Linked DNA regions of Mus musculus: region 2 is linked to region 1. The links are chromatin loops, found by intact Hi-C in ENCODE. Cell type or tissue: left cerebral cortex. All regions are shown on one strand. Each heading gives the region's core, and the rest is flanking DNA. Links, peaks and the distances in the headings are about the cores only.

Evidence for each region. Hi-C counts contacts between places; a loop is a spot of excess contacts. Peaks named below come from ENCODE experiments on the same cell type or tissue, not always from the same donor. Only the 100,000 strongest peaks of a DNase experiment are listed, where the experiment ranks them.
Region 2: a loop joins it to region 1, with 4 times the contacts of the local background. A loop is called at or near these places in 2 of 42 quality-filtered maps.

What each region holds. Positions count from the first base shown.
Region 1 is chr3:34,485,932-34,502,255 of GRCm38, forward strand. No RefSeq gene overlaps it. Among named protein-coding and RNA genes, the nearest start is that of Gm20515, 55 kb to the left of the region's middle. In left cerebral cortex, for the core only: no CTCF peak of the experiment used is centred there; DNase peaks (open chromatin) are centred at 8,976, 9,864 and 11,122.
Region 2 is chr3:34,566,421-34,582,744 of GRCm38, forward strand. The region is part of intron 2 of Sox2ot (SOX2 overlapping transcript (non-protein coding)); the gene reads left to right. Among named protein-coding and RNA genes, the nearest start is that of Sox2ot, 14 kb to the left of the region's middle. In left cerebral cortex, for the core only: a CTCF peak has its summit at 9,955; DNase peaks (open chromatin) are centred at 3,796, 5,854, 6,328, 7,072 and 1 more place; H3K27ac peaks cover 380 bases.

The DNA.
Region 1 (16,324 bases), core at 5,308-13,307:
CGAGCGGGGTAAGAACGGGTGCGCAGAAAGAAAGCCACGGCCGAAGAGAGATCGCCAGCCCTGGAAATGATTGATTTGATTTGATTAATATTTAGCCAGTACAGAGCCCAAAGTGATCCTAGTGAGTCTGTGTGTTTAAAGAGGCTAGCTACTTCCCAGAGCAGTGGAAATCAAACCCGGCCTTTGCCGGCTAAAGCTGGTGGCAGGCAGCACAATCAGGAGAACAGGGACCTTCACAGGACAATCTCCGATCCTACCCCGACCCCCGCAACGCCCCCAGTCCCCCCTCCCACCCCCGCTACTCTGCACAAGGCTCAGAAGCTGTCTTCTTTATCTTATAGGATTTCTTTGCCCTCAGACCACAGATTGTAAAATCATTTAAGCTTGTGACTAAAACCATTTTCTTTATCCTTTTTTTTTTTTTGTCATAGGTTAAAACCAAACTGTTTGAACATTTGTCTTTTTTTTTTCTCCTGAGCGCCCAGCTCTTACCCTGTCAATATAATAGACTGATAAATGAAGTTGTTTTGTTTTGCTTTTGTTTTGTTTTCCTCTGCTGGTGAGACTCCCTAGATGACTCCTACTTCTACTGAGGGGTCTTAAATCTTCTCCCAGACGCTGCTAGAACCCTGAGGTTTGATGAGTCTCCAGTCACGGGTGCTGTTTCCACAACCAAAAGAACACTGTGGCTCTTTTTGTACCCTGTTCCTTTAGCCCATGATGCTACTCTTTGCCCTCACTTACAGGTATGACTATATTTGTCCTCAACCCTGAGCAGGAAGTATTGATTATCTATTGCTCATTTCTTTAAATCCGATTCATTCCTTAAGAAGGATTTCAGGCTGATCCCTAGAGATTGACAGCATGTCAGCATAAGCCGTGCTAATCACCCCTGGCTCCCTGGCAGCGACCCCCTGCAGCTCCTGGGCTCCGGCCCAGCCACCAGCTGCCTCCTGCAGCCCCAGCTCCCTGTGCAGAGCCGCTGCCTGGATCGCTGATTGCTGGCCCCAAAGATGCTTTCTTCCAGCACCCAGATCCCCCATAACCAGATTTCCTACATGACAGTCTGCTCCACGGAACATATGAGCAAATCTCCTTTTGTCAACTCTCTTGGGGAAAGAGAAAGCACATAGCCACATCACATCTCCTGTTCATTTGCTGCTCAAAAATTATTATTATTAATAATAATTCATAACATGTAATTCATGAATACGATGATGGTTATGACTTTCTTGTGGGAAATATTTACCCAAAAATTTCAGAGTTCTTCTCAGTATTCATACCAAAGAACTGAACAACATTTTTTTTTTTTTGGTAACAATTTACTTTAGCACAGGCAGTCTCCTTACTCCCACCTGTGAATAATACAACAATATTTATGTCCAGTCCTAGCTGGAACTAATGGATGCCTGTGCTGGCAATCACGCGCATGGCCAGAGTACCTCCCAACACAGGTACTTGCTTGGAGGCCAGGTTGCTTAGAATGTAAAGGATGTGGCTATGTTTAGAAGTAGGAAAAGAGAAAGGTGGAGTCTAATACTATTGTGGTAATGTCTACATGGTCTATATCAATGTTTGATTCATTCTTTTGATTAGTGCCTTTATTCAAATTATCCTGGCCTTTGATTCATAAGACACCCCCCCCAAACACAGACTCATTTTTCTACAGTTTATCTATACCTTCACCTTTCCTGAATACTGTGGGCTGAACAGTGTCTTCCAGACCCAGCGTGGCAGCTGAATGTATGAATTCACAGCAGTTGTGACAGCAAGCATGCGCAAGATCTATGCAAGCCCAAGCCAGGAAAAATCCCAGTAGATTGGGAAATGGGCAAGAAGTCCCACCCATAGCTGAGGAGCTATGAAAAATTGATTACTGCTGGAAGAGAAATAATCAGTTTTCTTTAAAGGTGTGAGCTCTGGCAGGTTGACCACTCTCCACAGAGAGGTCATAACCCCAAGAATATATGAGAACCACAAACTGGGCTTGGAGGATGAAGAAGAAGGAAGAGGAAGAGGAGGAGGAGGAAAACACAAAGTTGGATAGTGTCTTAGTTACTTAGTTACTTTTCTATGGCCAGGACAAAACACCATGACCAAGGCAACTTAGAAAAGAAAGCATTTAAATGGGAGCTTAAAGTTCCAGAGAGTGAATCTATACTATGACCATCATGTCAGGGAGCATGGTGGCAGGCATGGTATTGGTGCAGTAGCTGAAAGCTAACATATGACCCACCAGCAGAAGGCAAAGAGATAGTTAACTGGGAATGGCATGGTCCTTAGAAATCTTACTCCCTCCCCCCCCCCATCCTTACCCCACCCTACCCCCTACTCCTACAGTGAGGTACTTCCTCCAAACAAGGCCACACCTCCTAATCTTTTCCAAACAGTTCCACTGACTGAGGACCAAATATTCAAATATATGAGGATCATTCTCATTCAAACCACCACAAACAGATAGGGAAGTCGGGATAGCTCTGGGAGGAGTTGTCGGGGGATGAATATATGGCACAAAATTCTTAAAGAATTAATAAAATGTGTTTTAAAAGAAACATTCTGAAGATGTCAGAGCCCAATCAGTCATAATAACAAACATTTAGAATCATTTTTAAAAGAAATTACTTTTATAAATACTTTTATTTTGGGGGAGAATTTCATACAATATAATTTATCATATTTGCCTGTCACTCCTTCCTCTAACACCCATCCCTTCTTAATGTCCTCCAACTTTGTTTCCCTTTTGTCCCTTTGCTTTTTCTTATAGTTTATTTAATCTTTTATTTTTATATGCATTGGTTTGAGGGTGTCAGATCCTCTGGAACTGGAGTTATATACAGTTATGAGCTGCCATGTGTGTGCTGGAAACTGAACCCGGGTCTTCTGGAAGAAGACTAGTGCTATTAACTGCTGAGACATCTCTCAAGCCCCCTGTTTTGTTTTGTTTTTTAATAATTTTTGTTTGGTTTTCCCCCATTTTTGTTTTTCAATAACACATCAACTCTAATGCAGCATCCTGTATTCATGGGTGTAGGGCCGTCTACTGGACATAGTTGACCTACCTGGAGCTACACCCTTAAAGAAAACTGACTTCTCTCTTCCAGAAGCCACCAAATGTCAATAGCTCCATAGCTAAAGGTAGAGGGGCCTATAAGCGCCTCCTTCCTTATGCTGGAATGTGGACTGGCTTGATTCCTGCAAGCTTTCTGATGGCTGCTGTGAGTTCAAGAGTGCAGAGGTCCTGTCATATCCAGAAGGCACAGCTGCAGGCACCTCTGAGCTCTCTTAAAATCTTACCACCACCACCCCTTTCACAATGTGAGCTATGGGAGCTGGGTGTGATGTGGATTTCCTATTTGTGGATGGAAACTCCTTGCACCAGTCATGAGTTTCTGTATTAGCCCTGTACCACTCTGATAAAGACAGAGAGCTACACTATCTGTGGGTGGGCAGAGATGGCGTTAGAGGGCAATCACACAGAAAGCCTATACCATTCAACAATAACTTCCCACTTCCCTTTCTCCAGCATTTAATAATTTATCTGTTCTACTTTATATTCATATGGATTTGTCTATTCCCAATTTTTCACCTATGTGTAATCACACAATATTTGTTTTACATATCTTGCTTTCTTCATGAAGCATGTATAGAAGAGTTTTATTCCTCTTTATAAGCAAGAAGTACTTTTGGTCCACAGGGACCACATTTTAATCATCTGTTCACCTATTAGATGTACTTAACTTGTATGCCTTTAGCCATCGGGAGCTCTTTTGCTATGCGATTTCTCTTTCTTTCTTTCTTTCTTTCTTTCTTTCTTTCTTTCTTTCTTTCTTTCTTTCTTTCTTTTTTTTTTTGCATGATCAAGATAGTTCAAAATAAAATTTTATTTAAATAAGGCTTTATCAGGTTTTTTTTTCTCTCTCTCTTAAAAAGGAGGTAGGGAGTTTTTCCTCAAAGCTGGTCAGATGGGAAACAACATTTCCTTCAGTTGGGTCTCATTAATTTGAAAATAAAATGCTTACAATAAGATCATCTGTGTCACAGTTCACTCCAGTGGGCAGTGGGGTGGGGGTGGAGGACGGACAGACTCACCAGTGGGCAGCCGGCCACTGGGACAGAGGAGACCCTGGAAGGCCAGAGCTGGAAGTGAGGCATCCTCCCACCGCCTCAGGCAGGATTGCAGCATACCTGTGCGCACCAGCTCAAGGACGCTGCGTCCCTCCACCCTTACTCTGGAGCCATGGTAGTATCGGCCGGCGTGATAAAAGTATTCTGAGAGACTGCCATACCCGGAGATCCGTCCCATAATCAGCCTCCAAACGATGACACCATTGCATACACTAGCAAGATTTTGCTGAAAGGACCCAGATACAGCTGTCTCTTGTGAGGCTATGCCGGGGCCTAGCAAACACAGAAGTGGATGCTCACAGTCAGCTAATGGATGGATCACAGGGCTCCCAATGGAGGAGCTAGAGAAAGTACCCAAGGAGCTAAAGGGATCTGCAACCCTATAGGTGGAACAACAATATGAACTAACCAGTATCCCCCAGAGCTCATGTCTCTAGCTGCATATGTATCAGAAGATGGCCTAGTCGGCCATCATTGGAAAGAGAGGCCCATTGGCCTTGCAAACTTTATATGCCTCAGTACAGGGGAACGCCAGGGCCAAGAAGTGGGAGTGGGTGGGTAGGGGAGTGGGGGAAGGGTATGGGGGACTTTTGGGATAGCATTGGAAAAGTAAATGAAGAAAATACCTAATTTTAAAAAAAAAAGTATTCTGCATGGTTTGCTGTGCACACAACATTGTCTGGGAATATTTACAAGGATTAGATGTGGTATATCTGGGTTGCATGGATCCCAGCTCCAGGTGAGAGGAGAGAGGTCCCAGTCTCTCCAGGGCTGAGTGGACTGGCGAGTGTCAATGGTCCAAAAGAAACACACTGAGCTGGGAGGGAGTCTTGTTAAAGCAGGAACTTAACTTTATGGCATCAGCCTCTCGCTTATATACGTTTGAAACATAGGGAGGGAGATCTTGGGTCAGGTAAGATGATGTAGGAGTCCGGGAAAGGTGACAGAGGGTACAGAGTGACTGACAAGGCCAATGACAAAGCTCTATATCAGCAGAGGCAAAGGCAGGGTCAAACAACGGCAGCTTAGTCACTCCGATATGGAAGTGACTGAGACAGGTCTCAAAACTCAAGACAGGCTTAGGCTCTCCCACAAGGCCTCAGAAACTCAAGCCAGGCTCGGGTTTGTCCTCAAGGCCCAAACCAGGGCCAATATGGGGCCCAATACTTGGGAACTCTGTGTTTAGCCTATTGATGAGCCTACAAACTGGTTGTCTCAGTGGCTCTATCGTGCCATGGTCTCTCCTTCAGTGCCTGCTTCCACATTTCCAGAACGGCCTGTGATCTAGGGCCTGTTGCTCATTCACAAGCCATCCTTGAAGACATGTCTCCAATTTATTTTTATTTTTAATTACATATATGTGGAGGTGGGGTATATACATGTGAGTCAAGTTACCTTCAAAGGCTAGAAAAAGGCTGGCATTATAGGCACTTTTGAGCTGCTATGTGGATACTGGAAACTAGACCTGGGTCCTCTGGAAGAGCAGCTTTTAGCACTGAGCTATCTCTCTGGCCCATCTGCCCATTTCTTAAGTCCAGCTGTTTGTTTATGGTTGTTGAACTGTCAGAGTTTTATGTATATTCTGATAGTCAACTGCTATGTATTTGGCAAATCTATCTCCCATTCTATATGTTGTTTTATTTTTTTTAGTAGAGCCATTTGAATCAGAAAAAGCTCTTAAGTTTAATGAAAAGTCTAATGCATCTATTTTCTCTTTTAATGCTCCCGTGTTGTATGTCATAGGTAAGAATCCATTGCAACTTCAACTTCATGAAATTTTACCCTGTTTCTTTCTTTTTTATAGGTTTTAGTTCTTATGTTTAAGTTGTTGGTTATTTTTAGTTCATTTTTGCATGCGGTGTGAAGAGGCAGCCCGTCCTCTTGCACACAGCAATGTAGGTGCCTCCTTTACAGAGAGGCTGTTACCTTTCTTTGACTAAACTTGATCCCTGTTGTTCTAGTTTCATTTCTGATGCTGTAATAGACACCGTTACCAAAAACAGCCTAGGATGAGGAAGGTTTTATTTCACCTTACAATTCCAGATCACAGTCCATCACTGAAAGGAGTCAAAGCAGGAAGTCAAAGTAGGACCTCAAAGGCAGACCTGATTGCTATTCCACACAGTGTTACTATGACCAAGGAATTCATGTCACAGCTAAAGTGGTACAGCAGGAACCATGAGGCTGGCTGACTAACAGGTTTATACTTACATAACTTTCTTATATACCTGCTTAGGAATGGAAACCCCCCTCCAGCCCCCCCCCCCCACCCAATGATCTTGACCCTCCAGCATCATTTAACTATAGAGATAACTCTTCACAGGCATGCCTACAGACTTTCCTCCCAGATGATTCTAAATTGTGGATGTTGGAGGTTTAAAACTATCCATTGCCACTTGTCAAAAACTCAGTTGGCTGTAGATATTTGTCCTGCTTTCTAGACTCTCAACTCTGCTTCACTGCTGTGTGAATCTATTGGGAAACTACTGTCACACTGTTGGCCATGTCTGTCTGGTATAATTTACTAAATATAATTTAGCTTTTCTTTGCTAATTTAGTGACAAGTTGAGCCTCTTGCCCAACCATGGTACATTTAAAGACCGGCATTTGAATCCAGGTATTGGATCTGGAGCCATGTACATAGAAACCTTCCTTTAAAATCAGTTTCTTTTTCTAATAAGTGGGTATTTTTTTTCTTTTTTTATTAGGTATTTTCTTCATTTACATTTCCAGTGCTATCCCAAAAGTCCCCCATACCTCCCCCCCACACACACACTCCCCTACAACTACCCCCCAGGTAGTCTCAGGTCCACTTCTTGGCCCTGTTGTTCCCCTGTACTGAGGCATATAAAGTTTGGAAGTCCAATGGGCCTCTCTTTCCACTGATGGCCGACTAGGCCATCTTCTGATACATATGCAGCTAGAGACAAGAGCTCCGGGGTACTGGTTAGTTCATATTGTTGTTCCACCTATAGGGTTGCAGTTCTCTTTAGTTCCTTGGATACTTTCTCTAGCTTCTCCATTGGGGGCCCTGTGATCCATCCAATAACTGACTGTGAGCATCCACTTCTGTGTTTGCTAGACCCCTAAAGCACCAGTTCTGAAGGGGTTAAACCATCAACTCAAATATTGCCTGACTGGAGGATATACTTGGAAATCAGTTTTCTAGAGTGGAATCTTGAAAAAAATAAGAGTAGAAATTAAAAGTCTTGGGTGAGAGTCTCGGGTCCATCACTTCTTACCTTTCCAATCTCACTATCTTTCCTATAAATGGACTTAGAGGAAAGTGAGATGAAGGTAAGGAGTCTGTGATACTCTGATGTCATCATCCATCTCATTCTCTTGATGTTGAGCAGAGAGGGGAGACTCATAGTGAACTAGAGACTCACACCATGGCGCCATTCAGCCAGCTCCTTTTTGTTGCATCAGTCATATAGTTCATCTGTGGTACTTTTTGTTTGCTCAGTCATGATCCTCTCCCAGCAACCCCAAGAGGTCATTATTAACTTACAAGATTTCTCATTTTGTAAACAATAGTGATTTATTTAGAAGTTTAAAAGCAGTCAGTATAAAGTATAATTGAGTTGACTCAGATATCCTTCTAAGAATGCACACAGAGGAGATGATCCAAGAGTGCGCTCCAGGGAACAATTACATAGGAGACCAGTGAGACACCATTCACTCTTGGAAATGTATACATCTTATTCCAACTCAGAAAGCTGATTTCCACATGGATATGGAAGCACACTTTGTTAGCTTAGTGCAACTCCAAAGTCCTAGAGTCAGTAGCTCTCAGATCTTTTTCATCTGACAGCTTTCTGAGTTGGAGTAAGATGTATACTGCGTACAAATTAGAACCAATGGCTGTAGGTTTTGAGGGCTGGAAATATGGCAAAGTGCTTACTGTGCTATCATGGGGACCTGAGTTCAATCCCCAGTACTCCTGGAAAAGCTGAGTGCTACAGGGCAATACTGGGGCAGGGGAGCAGAGGCAGGAGGACCAGTCAAACTAGTCAAAATGGTAAGCTCCAGATAGTGAGATGCTTTGTCTAAAAAGCAGAAGGCAGAAGGTAGACAAGATGGCCCAGTGGGTGGTAGTGCTACTGCCAAACCACCAGATGACTTGAGTTCAGTATCTGAAGATCCACATGCTCAGAGAAGAAGGGGGTTGCCTTCTGACCTCTACATGTGTATCATCACACACACACACACACACACACACACACACACACACACACACACACCAAATAAGTAAATGTCATTAAATTTTTTTAAAGAAAAGATGGAAAATGATATAAGAAGGCATCCTAAGTCATCCTATGACCTGTATATGCACCAGCACACACATGCAACCCCCCACATATACAATTCACAGAGAGAGAGAGACAGAGAGAGAGGGAGAGAGAGACAGAGAGAGAGACAGAGTATGGGCTCTGGATTCCAAAAGCCAGGGTCAGACTCTTCCCATATCAACTTAGCCCTGTGACCTCACTACACAGACCCTTATTTTCTTTACCCATAAAGTGGTAGCTGTACTGCTCAAAATTTAATAAGACTGTGCATAGATCATGAAAAAGAAAAATACCCATAGAATTCAAGCTAAATGCCCCCCCCAAAAAGAAAGAAAGAAAGAAAGAAAGAAAGAAAGAAAGAAAGAAAGAAAGAAAGAAAGAATGGTCAGTATTTTGCCTCAAAATTGGTGCTTAAAGAATCAGCTCAGACATGCCAGTGTAATCATCCCACAGAAGAATCAAATGTGTGAACAAGCACTAGTGGGAAGTCTGTGACATGACATTAACAAGCTTCACGTCTGTGATAACGGTATTCAGTCCTGGCATTTTGGAATTGTTGCTCAGTGAGGAAGGAGCAGGCATCCCTGTGGCTGCTGCTGGATCTGCTGATGTTTCCATGTGTTTGAGGCTTGTAGATAGGTCATGAAAGGGTAAGGGAAAAGCCGGTGTTCAAAGGCAGACACGAAGGGCAAAGGAAACAGAAACCCAGGTTGAAGCCATTCTTTTGTTTTAAAATTTTGCATCTATTTATTTATGAGGGTGCATATGCCGTGGAAAACACACAGAGGTTATGGAGCAACCCTGGAGGGAGTCATTGTTCTCCATGTAAGCTCAGGGGACAGAAGTCAGTTGTCAGGGTCTGATCTGCTAAGCCATCTTGCAGGCCCATGGAGCTGCTCCTCTTACCACAGTCAGTAAAAAAGGAAACATATTAACTTGGCCCTTAGTTCAAACAGAAGAAGGTACAGTCTCTTGGAGTGTCATTCTTGCAAAGATAACACTGAGAATTACGTAGGCAACACTAAATTGATCTTCTCCACTGAGGGGTCAGGTAGATCCCAGAGGGCTGTACTGAGGAGCTTCATTTAGGCTGGTAAGTTAGGAGACCACAAAGGAAGTATAAGCCAATACCACATCACATGTGTGTGTTTCTATAGCCATGACTTCTCTCATGCCAGAGCATGCCATGTGCGAGGAAGAGCTCAAACTATGGACACAGCACTTCAGTGTAGTTGGTGGCAATTTTTATGAGAAAGTAGAAGAGTTTCTTGCAATATTAATATATGTGTGGAAAACAAATAGTTAAACACAGCTCTCATGACTATGTAGATCTTTTTATGTTAAATTGGTATATTTTCTGCAATGAGCACAGCCACATGCGTGGCTGTGACTAAGCTGTGTCTTCCATGTGTCAGTCACAAAAGTTATGCCTGGGCATGGGCGTGTGACTCATTGTAAGGCTTTTAAGCAGAGCAGCTGTGCAAGGGAGGCTGCCTGGTAGATCATCCACGTGCTAGAATAGTCATCTTCTCTGAGTTTGGCAATAAACACTTGGTCCATTTGTCCTGTGTCTCTGGAGATGGTTTGTCAAAGTCAATGATACTCAGATATGTGAGGGCAATTGCCTTGCTACCTAATCTATAACCTGGGGCCCTCCCTAAAGACTTAGAGGGCAAAGCTCAATTGTTGTATAGAAGGTCACTTGGTGAATGGATCTGACAAGGTAACCCCAGGATTTGAGTGTGTCCTGTGAGCAAGGTGGGAAAACATTATGGAGTACACAAACAATTCCACCATTACTGTTATTCAGAGTTAGCTCGAAGAGTCAAGAAGAGCAAGGGCAGCCAGTCCCCTCTCAGCTTCTTTTCGTTTATATGCCATATCATTTTAATGTTCTGCTGTGACATTAATTTGAACTTCAAAATACTATTTATTGTGCAAAATAAAGTATGAAACTTTTGCTGAAATGTCTTCCTGTACAGTTTTTGTATCTGCCATTGAGAGTGAATCACAGAACTGTGCTCTTGGTAAGGGCGTTATACATGCAACAAATTTTAGAGTAGGCTGGGACCTGTGTAAAAGAAAAAAGTTAGATGTGGGGTGCATCCTTTGAAGATCCTGGCACTGAGGAACTAGACACAAGCATATCCCTTAGGCTTACTGGCCACCCACTCTAGCCTAACCTGTGGGCCCCACTCCCCAATCTAGTGGAAGAAACTCTTATAAGACAAGGTAGATTGTGCCTGAAGAATGACACCCAAGGCCCCTTTGGACCTCTACATACACCTGCACACATGTGTATACACACCTGCACACACATGTGCATCTGGACATGTGCACACTCACAGAGAGGGGGTGGGGGTCAAAACATCCAAGACACATCTGAGATTGAAGAGAGCTGTCTTCTTGCAGAAATCAAATTCCAGCACTCATGATTTCCTAAGGGATGGATTTCTCTGTGGGGATTGCATAGACATAAGAGTTCTATGAAACTTGGAGAACAAAGGCGACACCCGAAGGGCTCCCATGGTGTGGCGCTCTATAGTGTTGCTTTGTGTTCATCCAGAACTCTTCCGAGTCTTAATTCTTCTGTGCAGCCCCTGTAGAAATTCATGCCAGAGAGAGGGAGAGAATGTTGACAACCAGGGGACAGGATGCCAATAGCTCATCCTTGGCAGTGGCATCTGGATGGGACTGGCCTACCACCGGGCGTGTTGGCCAGCACCACGGTTGCCTATACAGGGAGCTATGTATCTTTGCTCAGGAGTCCAACAACTGTGTGTGTGTTTTGGTAAGCTATTATTTCTGGGCCAAGCGTTTTCATGGCATTTTTGCATCTTTTGGCACTAGTTCTGTGCTTGCTCACCCCACCTTCCCACCCACTGCAATATTTTAGATTTCTGACTAAAAAAAAAAAAAAATCCTACAGAAACAGATATGTATTAAAAGACTCCTTGGGGCTTAGCCCTAACAGTATTCCAGGCAAGTCATCTTCTTCCAGACAAATTAATAATATATTCCACTCTCTTCTGCTTGTTGAACTGTTGAGTTTTAGGCAGGGTTTCACTCTGTAGCCCAGGCTGGACTTGGCTGACTTTCAGTTCATGATCCTGCAATCACAAGTGTGCATGGTCATGCCTGGCTCAAAAGATTCCAATATCAACATTCAATTGTTGTTAATTAGCTAGTAAAGCCTAACTGTAGAATAATCAGATATTACTTCAATCACTAGAAATATAATGAAATTATTGGGTAATTTTAAAGTCCAGGACTCTTCCAAGGTTATCAGAGAAAGAGAATGATATTATAACCTTACAGAATCTGCCACATGCCAACCAACCGGATTATTAGCATCCTCACTGCTGTGCAAGGTTCACCCTCAGAACAGATCAGGTTTTGCTCTCCAAAACTACTTACTTTGAAGGAGCTTACAGCCTGATTCAGCTTTACCTAGGTCTTATATTTCCTGTATTGTCCTTTTAACATAAAATGCTGAGGCATACAAGACTAAAGAATTAATAAAATCTGCCTCAAAGAATTTACAGGTTGTGTGTGTGTGTGTTTGGTGTATGTGGTGTGTCTGTGGTGTGTAGTATGTATGTGTGTGGTGTGGGGGTGGTGGTGGTATGTGTGTGTCTGTGTGTATGTTTGTGTATGTAGTGTGTGTGTGTGTGTGTGTGTGGTATGTGTGTATGTGTGGTGTGTTTGTGGTGTGTAGTATGTGTGTGTGTGTGATGTGTGTGGGGGGGGTGTGGTGTGGGGGTGTTTGTGGTGTGTGTGTGTGTGTGTGTGTGTGTGTGTGTGTGTGTGTGTGGTGTGTTTCAAAACATGTGTCTATGTGGTGCACATGAGTGGGGATACCAGAAGACAATCTTGAATGCTTTCTCAGCTGTCATCTACCTTGTTTGGTTGTTTTTTTATTGGACTGGAGCTCACCAACTCAAGTAGGTTTGCTGATCAATGAGTCTCCAAGATCCTCCTGGCTCTATGTCCCCAGCATTGTTTAACTGGTGTATCACTAAGTCCAGATCTTTCATCTAGATGCTAGGGATCCAGACTCGGGCCCACTTTACAAACTGATCCATCTTCCCAGGCCTCCAGTTTTGTTTTTTAGTGAAGAAAATTAATTAAAGAGCTACAAGCAAGCATCAAGAATAGCAAGAATAAGAGATTAGGGCATCTATATTCTCCTAAAATTAGTAAATGAGCCATGTTCTTTTGTGACTAACATAAGTGTCTCAGTCCAGTCAGTGTCAAAGGCAGAAGGGTTCATGGGAATTTGGAAACTATAACTCTAAACTTTCCGGTCTCCATTTGACTGATGAGGAAGCTAGTTTGGTAATCATGACACAGTAACTCTTATTAGGTCACTGGACCAGCCCTCTCTCACTCAGTACCTCCTCATGACTTTAGAGCTATTACCAGATTGGAATGATCCATGCAGAGAAATGTGCTATCGTATCACAGTAATGAGTGTTGCCCCAGGGCTGGATTCACTGTGTGATGAGGAATAAGAAGGACAGATACCTGCAGTCCCTGATCAGCAGAAGACTGGAGCAGAATGGTCACATGGTCCTAGCCAGGTGAGCGCAGCCTGCTCCAGTCTCAACAAGCGAAAACACAATGAACAGGAGGATAAGCAGATCTGAGGGAGAGTACAACTCTGAAGGGAGACTGGTCATGCAAAGAAACACAGAACATAGGTAACGAAAGATATGTGCCTGGGCAGTGCCACCCCATAACTATCTAGAAAATAGAGAAATCCATGTTTTGTCTGACGCTTTGATCCCCAGAGAACTTTTACTCCCAATGCTGAATCCGAGGACAGCAAACTGCTCACCCAGGAGTGCAGCCCTCACACACAAACCAAACAATCCAAGCTCGTAAGTCCAAGTCCTTCTTTATCCAGTTTTTACATCCCAGCCATGCCCCAGCACCTGGGCTGAGCTTCATACAGCTACAGGCAACCCTGAGCCCTAGCACCCACTATAGTCCTTAGCTAGTCCACATGAGGCCAGCTCCACTGCCCTTCCTAAGCCTTCCTGTGAAAGTCACACAGGGGTTTTGGCTCATGCTCTCACGATGTCCTCTCCTGAGGATCCCTGGTCTCCCCAGCACTGTTTCTAGGGGCCCATGTGACCCTCTCCTTCTTCATGCTGGCCATGTCTGTTTGTACTTTAGCAAACAGTTAAGAACAAACCTCGGTGCAGTTTTTCATCTATAACCATCTTGTTCTCACACTTGCTTGTATCTATTTTGTTATTTATCTTAATTGTCACATAATAACTGTACATATTTACGGGACATGGTGTGATAATCCCGTATATACTGTAATTCTTCATGGTGAGCCTCTGTAATTAGCATTTTCTCTTTAACATTCATCACTTTCTATGTCCAGAAGCTTCCAACTCCTATAAAACATACACTAGGGGCTGGGAAGTGCTTGCTCTATAAGCAGAAGAACTTAGGTTTGGTTCAGCAGCACCCACAACAAAGCCAGGCATTGTGGCACGTGACCTTAAACAAAGCACTGGGGGGGAAGAGGGAGAGGAAAAAGTCAGTTCCTGGGATGAGGGACATTGCATTAGTCAGTCAGCCTTGCTAAAATGGTGAGGTTCAATGATGGAAAGAGACCCTGCCGAGAGAGAGGAAGAAAGAGGGAGAGGGAGAGAGAAGAGGCAGACAGACAGACAGACAGACAGACAGAGACAGAGAGAGACACACTCAGCGAGACAGAGAAAGATAGAGACAGAGAGACACAGACAGACAGACAGGCAGAGATAGAGACAGAGAGATACAGACAGACAGAGAGAGATAGAGACAGAGACAGAGAGATGCAGACACAGACAGACAGAGAGACATAGAGAGAAGAGAGACACACACACAAAAACAGAGGGGGGGTACACAGTTCAGCCTCTGGCCTCCACAGATGCCTGAAGGGTCAAGTACAACACACACACACAATTATAAATGATTATCAAATTTTTAAAACATCACAGTTTCCAGAGACTACCCCACCCGGGGATCATCCCATAATCAGCCACCAAACGCAGACACTATTGCATATGCCAGCAAGATTTTGCTGAAAGGACCCTTTTATAGCTGTCTCTTATGAGGCTATGCCAGTGCCTGGCAAATACAGAAATGGATGCTCACAGTCATCTATTGGATGGAACACAGGGCCCCCAATGGAGGAACTAGAGAAAGCACCCAAGGAACTGAAGGGATCTGCAACCCTATAGGTGGAACAACAATATGAACTAACCAGTACCCCCAGAGCTTGTGTCTCTAGCTGCATATGTAGCAGAAGATGGCCTAGTCGGCCATCATTGGGAAGAGAGGCCCCTTGGTTTTTCAAACTTTATATGCCCCAGTATAGGGGAACGCCAAGGCCAAGAAGTGGGAGTGGGTGAGTAGGGGAGCAGGGTGGGGGGAGGGTATAGGGGACTTTCGGGATAGCATTTGAAATGTAAATGAAGAAAATATCTAATAAAAAATTGGAAAAAAAATCACAGTTGACTGCCAGTGCAATAAGGTGGCACATCTTTATCACCTTAACATTTTTGAGCAGTTTGAATAGCCAAGGATCTCCTTTCCTTCTCGTTCTTAGAAATAACCTGCCCACCTACAGCATCCCAGTGTCACATGGGCAGAAAGCAAACACTCTAGCCTCCTGCCAGCCTTATAGGCTTAGCTGAAGTGCATCCATTTCTGATCCCTTGACCAGGCGGATCCAAGTCTCAATGGTGAGAGTGGCGGTCCAGGCCTCTGTTTCACCACAGTGGTCCTTGGGCAGCCTGTAAGGAATACAGAATAACATACTGAGGTCTGAAAGTGTGTCGAGAAGACCCTATGGGACTTTTATGCCTGACCCGGGTGGTCCCAAACTTTGAACAACACTTCTCTTTAGTAGCGATGAACATTTTCTGAAAAGGATCAAACAGTAAATACTTCTGAGTTTGTTGAACTTATGGTTTTTGCTATAACAACTCAGCAGCCACAGGTAACACAGAAAGAAACCAGACACCAGTCAGCTATGAAATATTTACATGCCATATATATGCCTATATGCTGTATGTTATGATTTGAAGATGAGCCAGCAGGCATATTGTCCTGGTTAGGAGTTCTATGGCTGTGATGAAACATCATGACCCAAAAGCAAGTGAGGGAGGAAAGGGATTATTCAGCTTACACTTCCACAGCACTTTTCACCATTGAAGGAAGTTAGGGCAGGATCTCAAAACAGGGAAGGATCCTGAAGGCAAGAGCCAATGCAGAGGCCATGGAGGGATGCTTTTAACTGACTTGCTTTCCATGGCTTGCTCAGCCTGCTCTCTTACAGAACCCAGGGCCACCAGCCCACAATGGCACCACCCACAATGGTCTGGGCCCTCTCCCACAATAACTAATTAAGAAGGTACCTTACAGCCGGATCTTACAGAGGCATTTTCTTAACTTATGTTCCCTCCTTTCAAATAACTCTAGTTGTGTGTCAAGTTGACATAAGACTAGTCATCACACACATATTTCCTAAACCTCAGAGAATGCTAGCTTTACTACTTGCTGTATGTGTGCTACTGAAACTGAACTGCTATCTCTATCCTTCATTCATCTGTCCATCTATCCATCCATCCATCCATCCATCCATCCATCCATCCATCCATCCATTCTTGCATTCTTGCATCCATTCATCTATCCACCCATTTAGCTACCTACATCTATCTCTCTACCTCTCTATCTACTTATCATCTAGCTATCTACTTTTATTTTCAGACAAAGTCTCACTAAGAGACCTTGCTCAGGCTGGCATTGTTGCAATCTTCCTGCCTCAGTCTACCAAGTTGCTAGGTTGCAGGCCCCGACATCAAACCTGGCAGTTTCCTTAACACTGGCATGAAAACTATGGG
Region 2 (16,324 bases), core at 2,742-10,741, 78 kb after region 1:
AGCGTCTGCCATTTGCTGTCACAAGGAGTCAAAGTGGGGTCTCTGAACCATCCTACCCCTTTTGGATGTTGCAAATCGATTTTGTTTGTTTGCTTCCTCATGTTCACCTCAGCATTTCTCTCTGTGGACCATTGTTAGGAAATACGAGGGAAAGGCCTAGGAAAGAATTTGGGGTATTTAAGGTAAAACCAAGAGCTCTGTCTGTTTCCATCTAGTTAGCTTAGATCAATTTTCTAATCTATTCTCCTGTGTCATCTACCTATTGATACATGCTGGGCCTCAGAGTGCTGGCTTCCTTTGACTCTTTTAATTAACTTTTAAAATCAATTATGGTTATTTGTATAGATTCCTATTGTGTCTTCTCTTTGCCTTTGCATGGTTTAGGTTTTCGCTTTGTTTTGTCTTTTTGCTTTTTGCTTTTTTGTTTACGCTACTCACTGTTGTGAATTAACAGTATCTTCCCTTCCACCTCTTGAACTAGAGAAACTATTAGCTAATAAGAGGCTAAATGAGCCTGAGACTATAGGGACGCTGGGATCCTTAAATTATTTAAATTGAAAAATGGCTGGTTTTACAATCAGAAAAACTCAAGTGGACTGTAAGCCCTACTTGACCGTCCCCTTCTCTGGATGATCCTGTAATGACAGCTGGAGTTATCTGCCGTCCACATCACTGTCCACAAAAGCTGGGGCATTCACTACTAACCCCTGCTGCAGCTCTGGGGAGCTGGGGCCAACTCAGGGAAGAGAACTTTACCAGAATCTGAGGCTGGCTCTGGTGGCATACAAACTCAGTGAAGACAGCAGATCCAACAGCCAAGGCCAGGAGCACCCCCTCCTCCCCCAGAATGGAGGCTCAACAACTCACACATGGAAGGAAGGCTGGAGGGGAGCAGAGGGAAGGCACAGAGTAAGGGAAAGGCAGGACGCAGCACAGTTGCTGCTGTGAAAGGTTTGCAAGCTCCCATAAGCATCCCTGATTATATCTTCAATTTCTTTTTAAGCTGTGTGTGTTTCATGGTGTGTAGGTATATGCACCTGCGGAGGTCAAAGGCTGGCACTGGGCATCTTATTTTATAATTTTACCCCTTACTTTTTGAGACAAGTTCTCTAATTGAGCCTGGGCTTCATTGAGTAGGCGAGACTGGCTGGCCAGTGAACCCCTGGATCCTCCTGTCTCTGGTTACTAGTACTAGGTTACAGGGAATGCTGCCTCTATGTGGATGTTGGAGATTTGAACCCAGGTCCCCATGCTTGTGAGGACCCATCTCTATAGTCCCAGATTTTCTTTTGGTAGGTGAGTCACACTGGGGTCAGCACTGATTGATTTTCTGAAATCCATCACTGCCAAGAGCATTAAATCAGAGATGTTAATAGACATGGGCCACACTATGACAATGAGGAATTCATTCATATATACACATAATACAGACAAGCATATAGATATCACACAGACACGCGCACACACACACACACACACACACATGCGCGTGTGCGCGCGCACACAAATATGCCAACACCTCAAGTGCATTTACCAAGCTAGATCCATTATACTATAAAATAACAAAATAAGATTTTGATTCACTACCTCCCACTAATAAATCAGAATATTGAAATCAGAAATACAGAACACATTACAAATGATTTTAACATGAAAAAAATACTAGGCTTTCATAAATCTCTCATTCTTTATTTTACATTTAAAATTCAAAATTTCGTAAAAACAAAATCTGACAAATTAGATTCAAAATCGCAGTCTTTTGTTTTGTTTTGTTGGAAAGTAGCCTGTTCCCCCTTTCAAAGCCCAACTCTGAAAACATTTGTCAGGAAACTTCCAACACTGCTGTCACCATGGCAACCACCTGCCAACCGCCATTGGCTGAAGGCTGGCTATAATCTCCTAACTCTATTCTCTTCCCCAAGCCTTGAATTCAAGCCCGTCTGCCTTTCTGCTCAGGAATTTTGGGGAGGGGAGATGAATATTAAGGTTATATTACCTACCAGTAGCCCCTCTTTGCATGTAGCTGACAAGCTCAGGTAGCAAATGAAGGAGTGGAGTGAAGCCTGTGACGTCACACAAATGCCCTCGTGATGATGACAGCTTATGTCACAAGGATCTTGAGGGCCCAGAGAAGCCAGCCTGTCTGTCTAGCCACCTAGCACAGTTTGGCTCTTATATCTCAAAATGTTTATATGTTCATGTGACATGTTTGTAGACTTGGGGACACCTATGGGAGGTGGAAGTCCCCCAGGGTGACTTAACTCCAACACATTCTCCCAACATGACAACATCCTGGGGGTAAAAGTTCAATGAACACACAAAGGCACACAGACACAGACAGACACACACACACACACACTTTGGGACTAGAAAGATGGCCCAGGGTTTTTTGGTGATGGGAGATTGATGAAATTATTTAGGACTTTTTTTTTTTTTCCATTTTGAGTTCAGATGTGGCTTCTTTCTCCAGTTAAAGAACATAAGGCCCTTTCCACTCCCACACCAAAGTGCCACAATGACAGAACATTGAAGGCCCTGTTTGAGGCTCCCTTGGGCTCCCCCCCCCACCCACTGATAGTATACTATTTTGTAAGAGAAACTTCTTTAACTTTTACATGACTTCAAGATTTCTTCCTTGGGGACACCTATGGGAGGTGGAAGTCCCCCAGGGTGACTTAACTCCAACACATTCTCCCAACATGACAACATCCTGGGGGTAAATGAGCAAAAGCATCATGATTTCAGGGTTGACCTTGAATTTGCTGTGACTGACCCTTCATAGTCACCTGAACACGGAAACATCAGATTAGTGCATGTTCCTTCAAGCTCAGTGCTAGTCAAGACTGTCCTCATGAAATGAAGGAGAGAGAGAGAGAGAGAGAGAGAGAGAGAGAGGGAGGGAGGAAGGAAGGAAGGAAGGAAGGAAGGAAGGAAGGAAGGAAGGAAGGAAGGAAGGAAGAAAGTTCAATGAACACACAAAGGCACACAGACACAGACAGACAGACAGACAGACAGACAGACACACACACACACACACACACACACACACTTTGGGACTGGAAAGATGGCCCAGTGGTTAGGAGAGCTGATGTTCTTGCAGAGGTTTGGTTCCCAGCACCCACATGGTATCTAACAGCTATCTGTAACTCCAATTCCAGGGGATGAGACCAACAACCCCCTTCAGGCCTCTAGGAACACACAGTACACATACATACATACAGACAGACAGACAGACATACGGACAAAGCACTCATACACATAAAATAAAAATAAATCAAAGTCAGGCACGGTGGTGCATATTTTGAATCCCAGCACTTGGGAGACAGAGGCAGCCCAATCTCTATGAGCCAGAGGCCAGCCTGGTCTACGTAGTGAGTTCCAGGACAGCCAGGGCTACACACTGAGAACCTATTTCAAAACACCAAAATAATAATAGTAATAATAGTGCTTTTTTAAAGTGAAGCACACTAAAAAGAAGGAAATGGAGACTTAGAAGGACCAGGGAGGGAAGGCTGTGAAGGAGAAGATGGTAAAAATAGCATTACTTGGGTTGAAGCTGCTGTCATGAGGCCCAGGCTGTGGACACAGGCTTAAAAAGGCAATGATAAAAGAGAAAGTGAAATTGGCAGACAAGCTTCCAGAAGAACAAATCGCACAGGAGAACAAATCGCTGGATTCCTGACTTCCCGGAACTCTCCTGAGATGTGAGCTGGGGCGCCTCCGAGCCATCTCTGGCTCTCCACAGTGAGTCCTCTGTTGAAGCTGTCCTTCCAGCCTTAGTCTCCAGGGAGCCACAGTGCTGGCACTGTGCACAATTTAAAGCAGATGTGGGAGAGTCACGTGACACCACAGGGTTGTTACCAGATGAACATCATTGTACGATCATGCCGAGTTTCATCGTTTTACTAACTGTACTGCTGGTGTATGCTACTCCGGACTTTACATTGAAAACATAGCTGTTTTCTAAAAATTTTAGTGTTCAAAATGCAATCATTTTCTCACAAGGATTTTAAAGTCCAAAATTCAGACTACAGCCAAACTCATTACATCAGGAAGTCTGAGGATAAAACCCACTCATCAATATATTCTGAACTCTATTGATGACTGTCAAAAATGCCTAAGGTAGACAGAACCACAAGTCCAAAGATAGGAGGCAGGACAAAGCAAGAGAGCATGGGTTATAGGCACCACTTGTGTCTGTACACTGTCAGTTTGTCAACCTGACATTCCCAGATAGTCTCCACTCCTTCCTTCTGTGCCCTGGTCCTCGGACACTCAATGAGCAAAAGGCAAAAGGAAGCAGCGGCCTCTCCATAGCTTCAGAATTCTCATTAAAGATAAACAAATGATGAGCAGTTGGGAGACAGCTCAATCTGTAAAGTACACAAATGTGAAGACCTGGGTTCAATCCCCATCACCTATGTAAAAAGCTTATGTGTATCTGTAATCCCAGCACTAGGAAAGCAGAGACAGGAGGATTCCTAGGAGTTAAGAACTAGCTGGCCTAGCCTAACTAGTGAGCTCTGGGATCAATGAGAGACCCTCAAAAAATAAAGTAAGAGGGCTGGGTGTGGGGGTTTGTGCCTTTAATCCCAGTACTTGAACGGCAGAAGCAAGCAGATAGCTGTGAGTTTGAGGCCAGCCTGGTGTACATAGAGAGTTCCAGGTCAGCCAGAGTCACATAGTGAGAGACCCTGTCTCAATAGATAGATAGATAGATAGATAGATAGATAGATAGAGTTTAAAGAGAATATATAGTATATACATACATATATATGTATACTCCAGAGAGGACTGACCAGGTGGATCAGTAAAGATACTTATTGCCAAATGCAAAAACCCAAGTTCAATCCCTGAAATCTGCATGGTAGAAAGAGAGAACTGACTCCTTCAAATTTGTCCTCTGACCTCCACAGGCACAACACAGTGTTTTGCCCCACATATAGAAAGAGAATAGTAACTTTTCAAGTTAATACTAAGGTGGAAAGCAATCTAGGAAGACATTTGACGTGCACCTCTGGTCTCCATACACATATACATTCACAACACATTCAGTCCCTACATCTCAGAATTTACCCAGGAAGGCTGTTGTCCACTTCTCTCTGTGTGTCCAGATGGGCAGTCGAGTTACAGCATAAACCTCCCAAGCAAGTGCGTATGCAGATGAGAGCCTTAAATGTGTTTCAGACAAGGAGCAAAAAAACAAAGTTTTAAATTACAAAAATCTCTGCTGGCATGGTGCTCATCTGACCCTCACTCCAACCATGGAAGCGAGGCTCCTCTGGCTGTATCCCCATTTTACAGATGAACCACCATGGAACTGGACGAAGAAAGCTGTGTGAAATCTCAGGGCCAGTGTGGCCTCTTTCTGGAGTTCTTACCCTAAGACAGATGGAAAATTGACCAGGGGTCACCCTCGCTATTCATGGACAGCTGTCTATGTCAAAAGAATCTCCCATTCTTTAGGTGAAGAATCAAATTAGTATGCTAATAGTGTTCTGCATCCGTGTTCATAGCGGGCATTATACTCACAGACACAGGGACGAGCCTTACTACGCAGACACCAGCATGCCGTTTGTCATCTTCTGAGGCATCGACACTCTCTCTGGTGACCGATTGGAGACTTTTGGAGCTTCTTTGATTTAACAAAGAAATAAAAAAGTTGGAAGAGATAAGAGCTCCCAGTTATACGTGCATCTCTAAGCCCAAGCTTCAGTGAGACTTTGAAAGTAGGCTACGACTCCTTCTTAGAACATTTCTCAAAATGGAAATCAGCCTGAATGAGTAGGAGAGAGAAAAAAGAGGCTCAGTGGATCCACAAAGCCCTGGAATAGAGTAGCATAACCGAGATCTGGCTTGGACCCAAGATGGTTCCAGCCATCTGTCTCATTTGTTGTAGACTTCTCAAGGAGAAATTTCTGGCTACCTAAGAGCAGCCTGAGATGGGACCGACTCTAGGCCAACCCCAAGAAAGCAGTCAATCATTTGCTCATGCACCAGCCATTGCGTGTGTCTGCCACACAGGCGTTCTTCTAAATCTTTCTTTCCCTCTCACTTGTCTGCTACTCCTTCCTCCTCCTCCTCCTCCTCCTCCTCCTCTTCCTCCTTCTCTTCTCCTCTTGCTCACAACAGCCTTGTTCTTGTGGCTCTGCCCCACCTTTACGCCCTCCACACCTGAGAGGTAAGGTGAATCTTGGCAGCGTTTTGATTAAGCTGTGCGTGTTTTCCAGGGTGCTGTGCATTATAACGGGGACCAGATCCCTTATGCTGGGAAGCTGATCATGGACAGTGGCTCCTAGACACAGCTCCACCTTCTCTAGGCATCTGTGTATGGGGGCAGCTCTTCCTCTCTCCCACAGACAGGACCCAATCCTTTCCCGAGCTGCATCCCACATCCTCAGCAGTGATGAAGGCGGCCCTGACAAGACAACAGGGCTGAAAGCAGCCAAATCGGAAGAGGCTGGATTTGTTTTGGGCCGCCTGGCATGAGAGGAGGCTGAGAAGGGCCTTGAGAGCAGACATTGGAGCCCCCTTATTCGAATCCTTCTAACAGCCAGTGTTGAGTTTTAAGAGACGTCTGGCAGTGGCAAGTCTGGTTCTGCTGAGGGCCCTTTCAGTTCATTGCATTTGGGTTTCAATCACCATCGAATTAAGGTGTAAGGCAATCACTTATGAAGCATGCATTAAGTGCCGACTGTGCACCAGAACGGCACTAGGCACTATGGGTATTCCAACTAGAAATCTAGCTTCTGTCCTCGGGAGGCTGATACAGGAGCAGAGGGGATATGTTAATTGTACAGTTCAATATTGGGAAAGTGCCCAGTTCTACTGAAACCCTGGGGAAGAAGGTGATCTGATAGAAAAGATTAGGCAAAACGTCTCAAGGGGGGCAATGATTTAAAATTGACATCAGAAGGACAGACAGCTGCCAGCCAGGCAGGGGACTCGTGGGAAAGGAGGCTCTACCAAAAATGCTTATCAAGTTGTGTGGGGTGCTGGCTCCCATGCAGAATCTATTTCTGAGAACTTCCATGGCCCCCTTTTCTGGCATTGCTAACGTGGGAAACATCTTGCCGTTTCCATGACAAGCAGCCTGTACCAGGTGTGGAAGAACATTGGCACGGGAAGAGGAATCATTTCATTCATGTTGGCATCCTTGTGAGACTCACGGGCTGTGATATGGCCCATCTCTGCTGCACACCGCATGCCCACCCGGGTGCTTAATGGATGTACATCTGATTCATCCACAGGCATGCTGGAACCCAACAAGTTCCAGTTTGAAAGTGGCCAGTAACTGGACTTCTTTGGTTCTGTCCAGAAGCCTTGAAGAAGAAAGGGGATTTGAAAAAAAAAAAAAGAGTCAAGGAACTGCAGACATCACGGGGAGCCTTCTTGGCAGGTCTGCAGGGTGGCTTGACACAAGCCTAGATACCCTCTGTGCACCAAGCCGACTGTTCCTGTTTTAGAGTCAGGAAGCATCTTATCTTCCCTGACTCGACCTTCAGTCTTTGCCTAAACTCCCTGAGTCCCATCCTCAGCTAATTAAATGCCTGTTCCTAAAATCCCTGATTCCGACACCACCTCACCCCACCCTCCCACCTCCACTGGGCTCTCAGGGCCTCGGCTTATCGCCACTAAATCTTATCCCAGCTGTATTGATAATAATTGATTTACTGCTCTACCTCATCTGCTTCTTGAGGGAGGACTCTCCTAAAAGGCAAGACTCATGTTTTAATCATCACTGTATCCCCCGGTCCCCAGCAGAACACTTAGAAAAGATCCCATTGAATTAGTGTTCAGACATGATGGTAAATTCTCTGCTCCTGGAAGACATGGCGCTTCTAGCTCTGTATATCCAGTGAGCAAGGCTGGGCTCCTACGTAGGAAGCTTCTGACCCACGCTAGCCACAGTTTTCTCTGCTTATGGATAAACCTGTGTGGTGGTTTAACTGGGCTGTTGTTCTTTAGCCCTTTAAAAACTAAATAGCCCCAATGTTCCCAGCAGCCACACCTGTTGCAGAACGGAACTGTTAAAACGTGACCTTCTCCTGGGGCATCTTCTCTTCGGTGCATCTTTCAAGTGATTCAAGCTAGAAAAGAGGGAAGAGTAATGGGTGGGTGGCAGAGGATCTGTAATTAGTAAATACTTAATAATGGTTATCTGATTTAAAAAGGAGCTACCTACCACCAAGCCTGCTGACCTAGGTTTGATTCCCTGGATCCATATGGTAGAAAGAGAAAATTGACTCCCACATGTTATCCTCTGATTTCTATATGCACAGCATAACACACATGCACACAGCTCGTTTCTCCAATCAGCCAAAACCTAAAACCCACACACGAAAGTTGGATGAAACCAGAAGTGTGTTTGAGAGCAAGCACTAGCAGGGCGCCTTGCTGCATTGCCTTTAATGGCCAGCCTTTGGGTGGTAGAGGCAGGTGGATCTGTGAGCTCCCAGCTAGCCCCAGCCTGCATAGCAAACTCTAGGCCATTCAGGGCTACACAGGGAGACATTATCTCAGAGAATCAAGAGGTGGGGGTGGGGGGACAGACTAACTGAAGAAAGAAGCTTATGATTCGGAAAGGATTAGAAATTCCAAAGAGCCCCAAGCTTTCCCCTTCTGCTCCCTACCTTGAGCTGTCCTTCCCCCCCCCCCCACCTCCTCTGGCTCCCCAAAAACTCCCACTTAACTTCCCAGCTGTCCACTCACACTTAACATCAGCTGTCCACTCAAATTCCCTTCCCAGATCCCCCATCACACTGCCAGATCCCACAGACCCCCAACGGTCTCCTTTTATTGTCCCCAGCCTTCCTTTTACATCCCCTTAAGCTTCCCCCTCACAACTCGCAAGGGTCTTTCGCAAACCTCTCCCCAGATTCCCCCTCACATGTATACACAGTCACCATTCACGATTGGATACATGCGCACGCGCGCGCGCGCACGGACACACACACACACACAGGTCAGGTAGACTTGCCATTTTGTGAAGTAACTGATTTTAAGAGGGACCCAGATTTACAGCAAAACGAGAGCACGTTCCCTTCGGGTGAACGCTCCCCTTCTCCCTCTCTGCCTGAGATTCTTCAGGAGAGGCATGAATTCTGCCACGCTCCTTGTGGCCCCCAGGACAAGGCCAGCAGGGCTGCTGCTCCTCTTTCAACTTTCAACTGTGTGTGTCCCTTGGCTCTACCCTGCTTCTGGAGTAAGAACTTTGAAACGGGCAGTCTTAAAGTAGGGTGTACAAGTGTGTGCCGGTAAACTTGGTGCTCCGGAGGCTGAGGCAGAAAGATGGTGATCTGGAGGCCAGGCTAGAATATACAGTGAGACCCTGTTGTCAGAAGATGGTGGTGTGTGCCAGTAATCCCAGCACTCCCAGAAGCTGAGGCAGGAGGATCAGGAATTCACAACCATCCTCATCTACAAAGTGAATTCAAGGCCAGAAAGAGAAGCAGGCCACTATGCCTGTGTCTGGCATATTTCTAGACACCTCCAACACCAACACCCTCCCCCACTCTCCACCCCTACTTCTTAACTTTAAGTACTTGGTAAAAGGAATTCAGAAAATGTTTTGTGAATGAAAACAGGAAGAAAAGCAAAGAAGTTTTACTTGTGAATAATAAAAGGTTATTGTCTTTTCTGTTTTGCTTCGTTTTTTTACTTTGGTTGTATTGCTGCACGTTATTTTATGGCATGGTCTCATATAGTTCAGGCTTTCTTCAAATTCCCTTTCTTGTAGGCACGGCTGGCCTTGAACTTTCCATACTCCCTCCCGCCTAACCTCCAGAGTGCTCAGCTTACAGGTGTCTGCCACGTACTCTAACCTTTGTCTGCTTTATTCTCTGCATCGCCTCCATCGTTCCCTTCCTCTCTATTAGGGTGCCTGCCTTCTCTACCCCCTTGTAAAGAGCCTGGGTGTTCTTTCCAACCAGTGGAGGCGCTGTTGGCAGCCCCATGCTTGCTCTCTCGCGGTTGACTTTACATGGTGAGTGGGCCCTGTTCAGACCTCTCTAAGCTCTGCTCTCTTCACTAGTCGTGCCGCCTCTGGGCAGCCCCTGCGCCTGCTCTACCTGGGCCTGGCTTCTTAGCCTCAAGCTCACTCAGGGAGTATGAGCCCTGGTGCATACACACTTCTTGCCCATTTTCTCTCCCAGAATACCCAGTTTGTCTTTAGAATTAAAAGCTAGAATGGCAACAATGAAATCAGCTTCAGAAAGTAGCTTGAATGCCTTTCATTTTCTGTTTTTGTCTATGCCAGTGGTTTGTAACCTTCCTAATGCTACGGCCCTTTAATACGGTTTCTCACGTTGCGATGACACACACCTCCATCATAATATTATTTTGTTGTTACTTCCTAGCTGTAGTTGTGCTACTGTTTTGAATCATAATGTAAGTATCTGTGGTTTCTGATGGTCTCAGGCAACCTCCAAAAGGTTGCAGCCCACCGGTTGAGAACGTCTGATCTATGTACATCAGCTACCTCCTTGCAGTTTGCAAAGGTAATACCGTTTCCTGAGCGACTGAATAGCTGCCATCCCTAAAGCCTGACAGACACATCTTGTTTTGCAGAGGGAACTCACATGGGCAGAAATGACTATGAGGCTGTAGGTCAGGGGGTCCCCTGAGCACCCCATCCCTTAGCAGGTGTCCCACCGCACCTGCTGATCAGCTGATCAGCCTTAGTAGCCCCCTATTATTTCCAAAAAGACAGCATTTTCCAGACTTTTCTGATCTACAATGAAACATGCGTTTTCTTAAAGCGGTGGAAATAGAATAATTCATATTGAGAGCTTATTTACTGCCAGCCAGACCCTCATCTTGCTCTCCAGGGCTCTGATAATCACCTATTTCAGAAGCCATTAGCCTCTGTGTGTTCTAAAGGACTCTCCACCGAGCCCCTGTGTGCCTTTGTGTTCTTAGGGGAGGAACGGTGTGCACTGAAGTGACAGACCTCTCTTGACCAAGTAAGAATGTCTGTGATGCACAAATAGTATATTAAACGCTTTTATTTGATAGTGTTGAAATTAAACAGCGTGTGGAATTCCTGCCCAGGTATAGGGACATGTAAAACCTTTTGAGACTGTGGCTGTTCATTCAAACGTTTTAACATTTATGAAACACAGTCATATTAAGAAAAAAAATACGCGTTGAAATAATGTAGTAATCAAGACTTAGCCACTTACAGGAGGCCAGTGGGAGCTGAGTTTATGTTATTGATTTTAGAACTACAGCGAAAGAGAGAGAGAGAGAGACAGAGAGAGAGAGAGAGGTGAAATATTGCCTTCACTGTTTTCAGATAATAATGACTGTTGTTGCAAATTATAAAATTTAATTAGCTATATAAATTCCAGAAGAACAAACGGTATGCCATTGTCTTGATATCTTTCCAGAAATTAGTCTTTTAAAAAATAAATTTGCCATATTAATCATCTAAAAATATTTTTGATCACTGAATTAATGGTTTTAGGCCTGTTTTCAGGTGCTCATTGCTATAGGTGATTGCTTCTTAATTACTACATGGACTCTCTATTCACTCATATTAATTCATGTTTGCTGGCACAGTCCCAGAGGCAGCCTGCCCTGGATCTTCTAATTACTTCTATAATTGAATTTGCCCACTTTTTCTAACCTATTTTTTAAACTGACTGTGTTTGTCCCAAGCTTATTGTGTCTTTTTTGTGTCAGTTCCCTGCAAGCAGAGTGTACATCGATCCTTTCCTCGTTTCTCATTAATTTTCAAGAGCTTGGCCGCATGTCGGTTTTTTTTTTTTTTCAGTCCGTCAGACCTATTGCGAAACGGAAAAGAAAAAAAAAAAAAAGAAAGAAAGAAAGAAAGGGAAAGAGGAAAAAGGGAAAAAAGGACTTTTATTATTAAAGGTTAGGTAAAATAGACTGAAGTTAATTAATTCATTAGTAACCCTGAGCCAATTACTGAAGCCTTCTCTTATTTATATACTTGTTAACAAGACAGAAACGAGAAAGGCCAATTACAGGCACATGCCCTTCACAACTTCAGCCCTCTCAGCACTTACACTCTCCTCTCCTGACACCTCTCCTAAAGCCACATATGTATCAGATGTGTGAGGTACCTTAAAATAATGTTGGGGCAGGGGCAGCTCTCTGGCCCATTCTGTTTATTGACATAGCTGAAAGATTTCCCCCCATCTATACATTTCAATATGCCTAATGCTTACTGATGTCTCTTAAAAAATTTCTCAAAGAGTCCTGCTCGGCCTCAGGCAGTTGCAAAAAGAAAAATAAACTTGATGCGTTTTTTTTTTTTACATTTACATAAAATTTTTTTTAATTTATATTTTATTTCTTTGCTATTACACTTTAATTCTTGAACCAGGGTAACTGATTAGCAGATTAGCAGATCCAAACAATAGAGTCCTTCTAAATATGTCCTACTTGATTTTTAAGGCATATACCAAAGCTGTATAACATATAAATCTAGCTTTCTCTAAATGATTGGCAAAATGAAAGTTTCGCTATTCATGGGGGCAAAGTAGCTGCTTCGTCCACATGGTGCTAGTGCTTGCTCTGTCCTGCCTGGGTACTTTGCTAAGATCTCCAGGGTTATGAGGCACGGGGAGAAGGCTTCCCTGCCCATCCATATTCTCTTCACACATTTGTGCCAGCATGGAGCCAAAAAAAAAAAAAAAAAAATCAGTCAAAGTCAATTGACTCTAATGTTTCAATAAACTAACTGATTTTTGGAATGAAAACCAATGGGAATCGTGAGGATTATTTTTTCCTCCTTTTCGCTCATATAAACAAAGTTTATCATGGTTAAATGACACTGAGGAAAAAAATACAACCTGTGGTTCCTACAGTCTCCGTTGTATCTGCCCTGAGTCTGTTAAAATGTGATCAGTTGTTTTGCATCATAACAATTACAATCAAAGTTTCAGGAGAGAAGAATCTCAGCAGGGTGGATAACCCAGGATTCTTTAAGAGGCAAAGTTAGAATCTAGGGGTTTCTTAATCCCGAATTCCTCGGTGCAATGTGAATGCTTCCCCTGCTCTCCTCTCCTGTTGGCAGCTACTCTACTCTACTCTACTCTACTCTACTCTACTCTGCTTTTCACGTTCTTAAATAACTTGAGACTCCTCTCTGCTGAGCGACTGATAGAAGATAGTCACCAAGATTTATGTCCTCTGTAGTCCCAGAACTTCAGTGCGCACCAGGCAAACAGAAAAGGAGCCCAAGTCACCCCTTAAGTCCCCTCCACTCCCACCCCTGAGCCCCCCACATCTCAGGCCTTGGTTGATTAAACAAACTCTTGGCTTTAAAATCCAACAGTGTATCTGCATTTTCTTCAGTAAGTGCCCTAAATTGGTAACAGGTGTCCCAGCATTTGTTCATTATGGAGTCATCCCCACCTCTCCTCCAAGATTAGAAATCTATACTAATTTTTCATCAAATCAACTGTTTTTCATTTTTAAAATTACTATATTAGTTTTAAAGTGTGTGTGTGAGTGAGTGAGTGAGTGTGTGTGTGTGTGTGTGTGTGTGTGTGTGTGTGTGTGTGTGTGTTTGTGTGTGTTTATGAATCTCAGATGTGTTGCTATGGGCCAGGACCACACAGGGCCTGGTTACTCTGCCTACGTCCTTCCTTGTCTGCTGCAGGCAGTTTTCAGATGCCATGTAAACCAGAAATGAGCTTCCTGACTCCATCATGTGAGGGCATGGGTTTATCTCATTAGTTCACTTTCAACAAGACCACCATCTTGTTAATTTGTGAATGTTGTTGGGGCCTTCTTTCTCCTCCTTTCTCCTCCTTTCTCCCTCTCACCTTCCTCTCTTTCTATTTTCCCTTCCTCTTCCTCTTCTTCTTCCTCTCTCTCCCTCCTCCTCTTCCTCTTCCTCTTCCTCCTCCTCCTCTTTTCCTCTTCCTCTTCCTCCTCCTCCCATTCCCTTTCCGAACTCCTGCAATAAGGTGGTTTCATTTACCCGATGCCTTCACAGCTGTTGCCTCACACAGTTCCTATAGGCCAAGTGCTACACTGATAAAGAAGCTAGAGTTCACAGTTAAATGACTCGCCCAGGGTCTCACAGTATTTACCTCCCTGGGAGACGAATAGGTCACTGGCCTCCTTTTCTGAATGAAGTCCCGACCTTGATGAGAGGAAATGGCCTAAAGTCCTAATGGCTTTTTAGGTGGTTTCTGTATAGGTCATTAGAATGAAGATAATGTGGCTATGCACAATGTGCTGCCATTCTGAAATCTCTGTGCACACAGGGCCCCCTCCCTTATCCTGGTGAGAAGGGGTGCAGATCTTATGAGCCCCACTCAGGGACTGGGCTCAGAGCTGTCAACACCTTCCCTGAATAACTGAAGTCTGAAGTCCCACCATTCACTCTTGCTCTTGAGTTGGTTCCCGGAGCCTTGGGCAAGTCCTTAGCACTCTGCATCTTAACTGAGGAGAGTGACTCTGGGGGTGCTCTCAGTGCCACATCCTCATGAGTCTCCCCAATCCTCCCCTCCCCAGAATCTTCCAGTGAGCCTTAACATGGAGAATCACATGCAGACTCTGCCTTCGACCTGAAACCCTCAATGCGGCAGCCACCACCATCCCTCCTCTCTGCCCTCCTATTCCTTCTTCATGCCTATAGCCCGAAGTCGGGCTGGAGACTCCTCCCTCAATCCTGGCTGTCCCCTCAACCTTCTGTCACACCTACAGAAACCGCTCTGCCAGCGGGGCCCAGAGGCAACATGGTTTGCACTATCAGTGTCTTCTCACTTCAGAGAACTTACAGCTGTCTGGGTATAACCCCCATTGTTTCATTTTTGTTATACCTGAGGCTCTAATTTTCCATTTAACTGTCTCACCTCCAGTCAGGGTCTCCATTCTATGCAGATGGTATCCGGGTAGCATTCTGGTAGCAGTGGAAAGGAACCCCATGACATCCCATAAGCCTGAGTGGATACCTTAGCTCTGTAACTGCTCTGTGTAGTTAACCTAGCCTATCTAAGCAGCTTCTCAGCTTCAAAGTGTGCCTATAATACACACAGCTACTAGGAGGGAATTTTATATTTTAAAATATATATATATATATATATATATATATATTTAAAAGTCTCCCATGGTGCCCAACACATAGGAAGGGCTCATATCAGTGGAACTGAATGGACCTAAAATGGCTATTGAATCCCAGCACAACCTAGATGTTCATTCCAGCTGTGGGAACAACTGGACTGAATCCAGACCTCCAATTTGTGTGTGTGTGTGTGTGTGTGTTGGAACAGTTTCCTTTGTTTATCATGTGTTTGTCACTGTTGAGGCTTATGACAGTATCCCTATTCACCCACCTTGAAATTAAACTTCATTTGTCCACCTAGCTGGGATTAATACAGTCATAATAAAGAAGTAATAATACTACATTTAAAAGAAACAAAAGCATCAGCTTCAGGGCTGGAGAAATAGTTGGCAGTTAAGAACACTTACTGAGCTAGGTACCAGCATGGCAGCTCTCAACCATCTGTAACTCTAGACCCAGGGAATCCCATACCCATTCCTGGCCTCTGTGAGTACTAGATACACACAGGATTCACATACATACATGAAGGCAAAACACTTGTACATACAAAATAAGAACAAAATATTTCTTAAAGCATTGGCTTGTAATTCAACCTGGTTTTGACTTTATTTGGCTCTCTTTAGTTCAATCTCTCCTAGCAGTAATAACTCAGGAGTTATGTCTGGGCCGGTTGTTTTATTTTGTTTTTACTTCTTTGGATTGGAAGGAAATGAGGCAAAAATTTCAGTTTATAGCCCAGGTTAGTCCAGTCTAACCTGTAGCATGTGGTTGATTCTCCTGCCTCAGTCTTTTGGGTGCTGGGATTACAGGAATGAACTCGTCTGAAACTGTTGTACTAGAGAAAAATTTAAACACAACATTATAGAAGTGATAGCATATTGTTCCTGCAGCTCGACACATTAACATTACAACATGACCAGAAGAATGACTCCAGTGCCCGAAATAGCCCTCCTTACAAGTCAAACCTTCATATTTTGGTATATAACTAAGTGTTTTACACTTATACTTAACCTAAATGTATTTGATGTCTAACTACACAATTATTTTTATATATAAAGATTTTGATAAATGAAACAGTTTTTACTTTAACTTCTAGGAACATACAATTTTAAAAAAATTTGTATGTGTGCATGCTTGCTGTAGAAGTGTACATGTGTGCTCAATGTATGTGCATATGTAGACAGATAAGTGTGAAGGCCAGCAAGAAGCCCCAGGTGTCATGCCCTGCCTACCTTAGTGGTTGAAACAGAGTCTTTCCCTGTTCTGGAGCATGTCATT